Linked DNA regions of Homo sapiens: region 2 is linked to region 1. The links are chromatin loops, found by intact Hi-C in ENCODE. Cell type or tissue: GM12878. All regions are shown on one strand. Links, peaks and the distances in the headings refer to the core of each region. The heading gives the core; the rest is flanking DNA.

Region 1 (5,107 bases), core at 1,130-3,629:
TGGGCAGGGTAAAGAAACCAGGTCCCCAAATCCATATAACAACTTACAGACCTTATGCCATTTTAGTTAAACTTGGCCTAGCACCTTTGGGTTTGAAGGTTTATCATTAAATAGCTTTTATTTACTTGCTTCTCATTGTGTAAAACTGTTAAAACCCCCAGGTTCCTATTTGTTCTAGGCCCCAGAAGTGAATAATTGATCATTAGGCATTGTAACATTGGTCTGGGGCTTCTGAATGTGCACATCCACTCAAAGTGAGACAGAGGATGGGCCTTCCCCCTGTCCAAGCCAAACAGCTCAGTGTCACATCCTGGCTTCACCTATTTCCATGGATCCTGCAACCCAGACATGATCTCATCAGGGCCACTCCCTAGAAGGAAGTGGGGAAGCACAGGACTATTCTGTCTCATTTTCCAAATAGAGAAACTGAGGCACTGAGCAATGAGAGAAGCTTAGTAAGGATGAGATAATGAGCTAGCTGCAGGGCTGAGAACAAACTGGGCTTTGGCTCAGAGTGGCTACCATTCAGTACAATGTGTGTGTGTGTGTGTGTGTGTGTGTGTGTCTGTGTGTGTGCCTGCGAGCACACCTGTACATTCCCTCTCATCCTAAATCTTCCAAAGGGACATCCTGAAGATGACACAGTTTAAAAAGGGACCCCATTTTGCAAGACAGAATGTGTGACAATGAGCTAGTTATAGAACCTCTGTAAGTCCAGTGTCCTCACCTGTAAATAGGGAATAATGGTATCCATCTTTACAGTATTGTTGTAATGAGTCATTAAGGTTAGTAAGGAATCTAAATATCAGGATCCAATTTCTGATCCCCAGCAAACATATGAGCCACCGGATCACAGTGCCCACTTGGTGGAGTTTATGTACTGACCTGACACCATTCTTGGTTACCTGGTTCAGTGGTGGAAGCCATGACCTGGTCAGCCTAGAGACCAGCTAATCTAATGTGCATCTGTATTCTATTAAATTTACTTTCCTAAGTATGTTATTTCAGTGGGGGAGGAAGCTTTGAGTGCCTACTATGTGCTGGGCAATTTTCTAGGTGCTCTATGTAAATGATCCTATTGAATCCTTCTCATAGTCTTGTGACAGGTATTACCAAAGCAAGGATTTGCATCCCCTAAGAAATAGTTACCTGAGTGTCCTGAACACAGAGCGGTAGAGTGAAACAAAACTGACATTTTAAGAATCCAAATTGAAGAGATCACAAAGCTGAATGCCGGCAAGACCAAACTCCCTCTCTCATGCCCACTGACTCTTCAACTCATTACAAGACATTGTCTTGGTAGCCATTTCATGAAGTTGGTCACACCCTTCTTCTTGCAGCTCCCTCTTTTCTGGCTTCAGCTCTTTTCTTGTTCTCTTTCCACCTCAATCTCCGTAGTCTCCACGGGGCTGCTGTTTCTCTGACTGCCTCTTAAGCATTAGCTTTCCCTTAGGGTTTGTCCTCAGCTCTTTTCTCTCTTCATGTTGAGTGCTTACCTTGAGAGAGCTTTTCCCTTCCAATGCCATAGGTCACTGCCAACTCCCAGATCAGTTCCCAGTGCTTCAGACTAAACAGTCAATTACCAGTTACCTCCCAGAATTTCCTCTTGGTGTCCCTGGCAGGCACATCCAATTCTGCATGTTCAGAATTGAACTCACCATCTCTCTTCTTAACCTGCTCCTTCTCCTTTACTCCTGGCTTGACGAATGACATCACCATCAAGCTAGCCTCCCAAGCTGGAGCTGAGAGTTAGTCGAGTCCCCTCTCCACTAACAGTGGAGACCCCTCTATTTCCTTTATCCTCCACACCCAATCTGCACCAAGTCCTGCTGACCTTCTTTCCTTCGCATCTGTTCCCCTTTGCGGTTCCCTCATCTTGATCCTAATTTTGGCCCTCGTTTTTAAACTTGGCATCTGTTTTGCTTCCCTGCAGTTCAGCTGCTGCTCCCTTTACCAGAGTGATCCTTTTATAAATCTGCAAAATTGATTGATGCCTCTGTGGCTTCCTGTCATCTTTATAATGAAGGCCAAGCTCTCCATGATCTCCCCCTATCCGCCCCTCTCCAGCTTCCTTTCTGGCCATGACCCCCACCTTCTCTTTCTCCAGGTGGGGACAGAACATCTCCAATTTGTGCTAATGCCCATCCCCCACTTGTCTGTCCAGCAAACATCTCCTCAGCATGAGGGTCTGCTCTCTTGGGAAGACCTTCCTGGCCCATCCACCCCTTCTGCCTTTGCAAGCCTGCATCCTTGGCACCCACGCCTCCCCGACTCGTCCTACCCCCTCAGTCTGGCCATAAACTTCTTGGGAGTGGTGATCATGCCTACTCACATGTTCCCCTGGTGTTTATCATAGTGTTAGCACATAGTGGGAATTCAACCAATGCTTGTTGACCAAATGACTGAAGCAGGGTAACGGAAAATTCAAGTCCATGCTGATCTATTAATACCTGGACCTGAGGGGTGGTGAGCGCTCGTTCCCCCCGCTAGAGGGCACTCTGGTCGTGTGCTTCACTGGAGGCCGCGAGCAGTGTGGCTCCACTTGGGAGCCTTGTGAAACCAGTTACGCTCCCGTTGCTGGCAGCTTGAGCCAAGCAGCACAGACGCACTTACGGCTCAGGCCAGTCTCCTTACCAGGCGCCATCATTCTCTTCACATGGACCCTTTGTTTCTCTCATTGCCTTCCCCTCACCTCACCTCACCTCATGCTCCCCCTGGAGGTACACAACCTTCACCTATGGCACATTCAGAACTTTCCCTACTTCCTTTAGCGGTAGCCAATAATATCTGAAATAACTTCAGCTAAGACCCTAATTAATGCCCATTCCTGAGGGTGTCTTCCTCCTGTTGGGTTAGTTGCGACTTACCAATTGCTTTTAATGCCTTTGAGTGACATGGGACAGTGATGTGTCCTGGTGGTGGGGATATTTTTGATGGGAAGGATGGGGTTTCCCTAGAGCCCCTCAAGCCACCCCACACAGTGGCCTTCCTAGGAGTGCTCGGCCCCGCCTGTCGTGCCAAGGGCCCGCGTCCATCGGCGTTCCACTCACAACATGCCTACCTATGGGAGTGTGGTGGGCCCTCGGGAAGTTAGTGTCCAGTTTTGAACAGAGTTGTACTTTTTATTTTTATTTTTTAAGAAAATGTGGTAAAAGTAATGCATTATTCAGCTTCATTCATAAAGCTTCTTTTTCATGGAGTTCCACAGTCTTATGTGTTGTGAAACCACACTTGAATTATTGTGGATAATTACTATTATCCACAATAATTGTGCATCTCTTTTTAAATACTGTGGGAATTACTCAAGGGTGATATCAAAAGGAATGGCACATCGGAGTGCTGGGGCTCTGGGAGCTGTGCCATTGGAGGGTCAGTTGAAGAAATGGGGATGGTGTAGACTGGAGAAGAAAAGACGTTAGAGAAGTATGACAGCTTCCTGACATGCAGATGCTTCTATTTCCATCAACATGTTATAAAGAATTAAAAAAATAAGTGTTGTCAATATTCAAGAAGCTCCTGGGATCCCTTTTGTAGAGCAGAATCTGGGGAGTGGGGTAAGACAGGAAACAACAGAAAATTAAAAAGCAAGAGAGGCTGAGAGTATCCACCATCATTAGTTGTGCAGGATGGGGGTGGGGGCCTCGTGGAGAAAGGCTGCAGCCTGCTTGCGGGCTTGGTTGGGAATAGTCAGAAGAGGGAGAGTTTTGGGAGCCTCTACACCGAGTAGGAGATCCAAAGAGAAATATGAGGAAAAAGGATTGTAAGAGGATGATTGTTTTTTAGTAATTTTTGAGAACTCCCAGCATGTTTTGAATTGCATTTTCACCTACTCTAGGTTGTTAGACTCTTATTTGAATGAGATTTTATTGAGACAGGAATACATGGAATGCTGGGATTACCTCGGTTAAATGAGGAAGCATTTTTCTAATAACCAGTCAAGAGCAGGCCAGGCTTCCTCACCAGGATGAGTTGAGACCTACTGAGTTTGGATGAGCACCTGTAAGGAATGTAGGGGTGTTCTGCCCTGGGTGGAAGGCTGTGATGGCTTCTAGGATCCCTTTCAATTCTGAGGTTCTATGACTTCATGAAAACAAGACATTGCTGGACAAGTTTGAGTGGCCCACCTTCCTACCTGCCTATCCCACAGTCTGAAGTGGCATTTATGAAAAGCTGGGAACACAGAAGGAGACAATGGGTCTCCAGCCTACGGTGAACAGTTCTTTTCTGGCAGCTAATTTAGCTCTAGAAGTTTCCAGTTCCCACCAAAACATTGAGAGATCATCCTGTAGTTTGGGGCACACAATCAGAACAGTTAAATAAAAATGCAAGTGGTTAGTTTTACATCTGCTGGGGACATTCCATGGCCAGCTACATAGAAGTCTAGGCATTCTATGTCTCCAGCCCTAGGAGCTGGGGATACAAGTGTCACTGAGACATAGCTCTTATTCTTGAGGCATTCATCATCTGTGGAAGAGAGAGCCATGGAAACCAGTGATTACAATCCAGTGTCCCAGCATAGATAGAAATATGCATAAGGAGGGGGACATGGGAGGGGAGGACAGCTTTGCTGCAGAGGCTGTTCTTGAGCAAGTTTGAAAGAGTAAATGTGGTCTACCAATGAGGCTTACCAAGAGCAAGGCTATGGAAAAGGCATTCCAGGCAGACAAAGCACCATGGGCTTAGGAGCAGATATGTGAGGCCAAATAATGTATTAGGGGAGTTGAGGCCAGGGAGGGGTGGTCTGGCTGGATCCTGAAGGTCTAGTTATGAAGTTGTATGACATGAGACTGCAGAGCTGTGAAGGGCTTTGTCTTCCATGCTAAGGAGTGTCAGCTTTATCCTACAGAGGTTTTGGATTCCTGAAGCATTTTAATCCTACCCCTTTGTGGCGAGCAAATAGAGGATGGATTGGAGGGGTGTGAATGAGTGTGTACACATGTAAACGCACATTTATGGTTGTGCATGGTCCAGATAAGGGCTCAGGGGCATGGGGAAACTTCCCAAGCAGAGAGCTTCACAATCTGTTTCTAAACCAAGCTTCTATCCCCAAATTGTTTCACTTTATTCTTGTGGAATAATAAAAAAAGTCATTTAGCTCAATTATCTC
Region 2 (4,336 bases), core at 244-2,743, 570 kb after region 1:
CCTCCCTCCCTCCCTCCCTATTTCCTTGTATACTGGGCCCTCCCTCTGTTCAGTCAGCAGCAGTCATTGCCCCAGGGGTGGGATGATTCCTAAGAAAAGCAGAGAGGAGCTTTATAAGCTTCAAGAACACAAACTTGTTAGCTTTAAAAGCCTAAACCTTGAAGGACTAGGAGCATACAATTTTTGCCATAAACAAAAATTTTAGGAGAACGTTTAGTAAGAGATAGCATACTCTCAACCCTCAGCACCACTCCCCAGCCCCCAGCTAGAAACAGAAAAAATAGTTTAGATTCTGGAAGGTCCCTGAGAATAATAAACTGTGCCTGTGTGTGTGTGCGTGCGTGTGTGTATGTGTGTGCGTGCGTGTGTGTATGTGTGTGTGCGTGTGTGTGTGCACGCGTGCATGTGCAGAAACACAAGCCATGTGTGCATGTGTGTCCACGTACAGAATCTCCATTGTTTCAGGGAATCCCAGAGTATAGAAGACCCATGATTTGTTTCAGAATTAAACTCAGGCAAATGAAAAGATCCCAGAATCCCTTAGAGAACCCCCTAGTATAGGAGCACTAGGGCAGAAAAGCCTGTCAGAAGGCCCCATGGAGTTGTCTTGTCATTCTGAGGAACTTGAACAGGTAACGATGACCCATACCAGATGTGCACCCCACTCAGATATGCCTGGGAACCAGAGAGACCCTGGATCCCTTGGGATAGTGGGGTTGGGGTGGAGGACCTTAATTATCAGCCCCAGCTTCCACCACTCAGTGGTATACACTCAAAATTGAAATTTAGGTTCAGTTCTAAATAATAAAGTTACATTTCTTGCATAGCTGAATTTGTGGCTTGAAATTTATACGTTGAATACAAGTAACTCACCAGCTACTTGGGAATTCAATTAACTGTGCTTTCTTTGCACAGTTTTTCTTCTTTTGTCTGGAGTCTCAGCAAACTTGAGCTCCTCCCTATGGCCTCTGTTTAGCAAACCTCTCCTCTCTCCAGGAATGCTAGCTTTTGTTTGGCTCTTTTGGACTCTTGGTAAAAGTTTTTTTCTACACTTCTTTATCTCTAATGCATTCCAGGCAAAACGCATACTATTCTTAGCAACTCTACTTTGAGTTTTTGAGTTGGTGTAGTCACTGTTGCTAGCTCACACTGAAGATTCAGGCTGAGCCCCCTTAGGCCTTATTACCTGGGAAGCACAGCGACCTCTAGTGGAGAAATAGTTCCTTTTTTTTTTTTTGTCTGTTGCCCAGGCTGGAGTGCGTGGTGGGATCATAGCTCACAGCAGCCTCGACCTCCCAGGCTCCAGTGATCCTCCTGTGTCAGCCTCACAAGTAGCTAAAACTACAGGTGTGTGCCACTATGCCCAGCTAGTCTTTTAAATTTTATTGTTTTATTTTGTGCAGACAGGGGTCTCACATTGTTGCCCAGGTTGGTTTTGAACTCCTGGGCTCAAGTGATCCTGCCTCAGCTTTCCAAAGTGCAGGATTACAGATGTGAGTCACTGTGTCAGGCCTAGAAGGGGTCTTTATGGCCGGTGGCCACTTCTTGCAGAAATACAGAGTGGACCTCGGTGATCTTTTAATCCGTGCTCATAACCATATTGCAAATGAGATTATGACAAACACCGGAGACTGACAGGGCCCTAAGCATTAGACTTCATTTATCTGTCATTGCAGGGCTGGGGGTGAGGTGGGGTAGGGGCATTACTCCTGCTGCCTGTAGGTGGAACTGAGAAGGTCCTGCCCCTCCAGTGTATCACTGACTGACGTGTGGACACTATGGGTCGTCCTTTGGCCATGTGTCTGTCACAGGAGAGGGAAATATGGTGCCACCTTGGTTATCTGTAGAGATAGAAATCATAGTACAAAGACCACAAGGAGGAATTCCTCCAAAACAACTTCAGTTACTGTTTTTAGCTGCAGAAAATAAAGAAATGATAATCAATGAGGTGACACTGCCAGTACTTTGGAAGATGAGAGAGAGTCAAATGTAAAAGGGACATGACAAAACTGAAATTCACAGAGAGGATGAAATGCAAAAACACAGACTCAAATGAAAGTAGAAAGTAAACTTGTGGTGCAAGAGACTGATTCACATAAAGGAAAGGAGAGTCTAGGCAGGCACAAGTGTTGTGGAGGGACAGGATCTGTGACCCAGAACTATAAGCTGAATACACAACGGAGCACTGTTGTTTTCTTATGGGAAAAACTCTCTTAACATTGAGATTCATCAAAAGGAATGTGGTATACAAGAACTTACCTACTACGTTCCTATTTGACATTCTAGAGCAGGTTAAGAGATGAAAAGAAAAACTGAACTGTGCAAGAAAAATCAAATGGGTTGTAGTTTTTTTGTAAACGAGTGAAGTCAAAAGTGTGGCTTAATGCCCATTTTCAAGAAAATAAAAGGTTTTTGTAAAGAGAATATTCTTTGTGTCTATGGAGAAGCAAAGAAATCCCAAAAACCATTCCCAGAATAAATTAATAAATAAGGTTGACATTAAAGCTGAAAAAGTTTCCTCTAGATCCAAGGGCAGGTTTCTGATGTTCAGGGTGATGAATTCTGTAATGGACAATGTCTCTGACCCCAAATACTTTCAATGACAGAACAGAGCCCATTCTTCAGGGAGTCAGCCCAGAATGGCCCTTAAACACACAGACTCTGGGGCCAAATGACCTTGGCCAAGGTCGTGGATGTACCCTTAGAGTGTGACTTAGAGCAAGTTATTTAATGTTTCTCTCCTCATCTTTAAAACAGAGATGATGAAAATGATAGCATCTACTTCGTCGGGTAGTTGTGAGTTAAATGAATCAGTATCTCTGAAGCACTTGGACAGTGCCTGGCATATAGTAAGGTTTAGCCATTATTTTACTTAAATTACCTGACATTCTATATTCAAAGGCAAGGAAGCTGGCTGGAACTCCCTAAGCCTGGCCATTCCTCTGCTCATTTACCACATCGGTATTACGTTCAGTGATCTGGGCACTGGGAGTGGGGTAGAGGCAGTCTTGGATCCACGTGGTACATGCTGACAGAAAACTATATCACAAAAGTGTACAGCGTGGGGCAGCTCCTTCCAGCTCCTGTTGCCGATTCTGTGACCAAAGGCTTCAGGGATGGCTGTGCCAGCTGGTGAGACCACGAGAACCGTGCCTTGATAACTGGGTCAGGGAAAGGTTTAATTCCTTTGCTTTTAAGGCATTAGCTTGTGTGGATATTCCTGATCAAAGGCTTAAAAGCCTCCAAGGCTCTCCCCTCTTCAGACACCAGCCTTGAGTGCAGACCTGTTAAAATGGATTGTCAATCTGTGAAAGTGAGTTAAGGCAGCTAACCTGGTCTCACATGTATTCAGTTGCTAAAATTGTAAGTTACAAGTTCAATTTTTTTCCAAAGAGAGCCTCTGTTTCTTTGTAAAACTGGCAAGTCCCCTGGAAAAGAGAAACGTTCTCTGTGGATCCTCCCTTTTTGACCAGGAAGGCAGGTGTAGGAAGCCGCATTTCACTTTAGTAATTCAATGTTAAGCAAGGACTAGTCCACTGTTAAAATTACATGGATGAATGACTGAGTTTAAAATGAGTAAATGTTTCCTTTATCAGTGGTAGACATGGCTTGGAGCCCTTTCAAGACTATGGTCATGTATGTTTCAGAAGTAATATAGCCTATACTTCAAAAAACTGTATAGAGAAAAGGGGGAAGTACTATTCAGAGATGTGTAGGCTAATAGTTATCTAGACAAAGCAAGTAGAGGACTATTCTCTGCAGTTATCAGAAAAGCATCAGTTCTCAAAATCAGAAGAGACCCCCGCAACCCAGACATTCCAAACTCCAGGTAGATGAATAGCCCTCACTCAGAACATTTGTCTCTGTTGAATATTTCCAGGACTGAGACCGTTTGACCTTGCTAAAAGGCTGACTACAGAGTTGATCATTCTAACAGCCAAGAATCTTATCCTTGCATCCAATTGAAATCTCCTTTTTTTCACATGACGTTTACTCCCCAATTTCTTCCTTTATGGACACTGGACATTGTTCTTTTTTGTTTTGTTTTGAGATGGAGTCTTGCTCTGTTCCCCAGGCTGAAATGCAGTGGTGCAATCACGGCTCACTGCAGTCTTGACTTCCCAGGCTCAAGTGATTCTCCTATTTCAGCCTCCTAAGTAGCTGGGACCAGAGGCACACACCACCATGCAGTTAATTTTTTTATTACTATTTGTAAAGATGAAGTCTCTCTGTGTTGTCCAGGCTCATCTTGAACTCCTGGGCTCAAGCGATCCTCCCACCTCAGCCTCCCAGAGTACTGGGATTATAGGCGAAAGCCACCATGCCCAGCCAGGAC

Evidence for each region. Peaks named below come from ENCODE experiments on the same cell type or tissue, not always from the same donor. Only the 100,000 strongest peaks of a DNase experiment are listed, where the experiment ranks them.
Region 2: it touches region 1 in a loop (4-fold over the local background); 5 of 110 quality-filtered maps call a loop at or near these places.

Annotation. Positions count from the first base shown.
Region 1 is chr1:115,136,587-115,141,693 of GRCh38, forward strand. No RefSeq gene overlaps it. Among named protein-coding and RNA genes, the nearest start is that of LINC01765, 39 kb to the left of the region's middle. In GM12878, for the core only: a CTCF peak has its summit at 2,494 (motif pointing right); a DNase peak (open chromatin) is centred at 2,495.
Region 2 is chr1:115,705,813-115,710,148 of GRCh38, forward strand. All of the region lies in intron 8 of CASQ2 (calsequestrin 2), which reads right to left. Among named protein-coding and RNA genes, the nearest start is that of CASQ2, 61 kb to the right of the region's middle. In GM12878, for the core only: a CTCF peak has its summit at 1,197 (motif pointing left); a DNase peak (open chromatin) is centred at 1,189.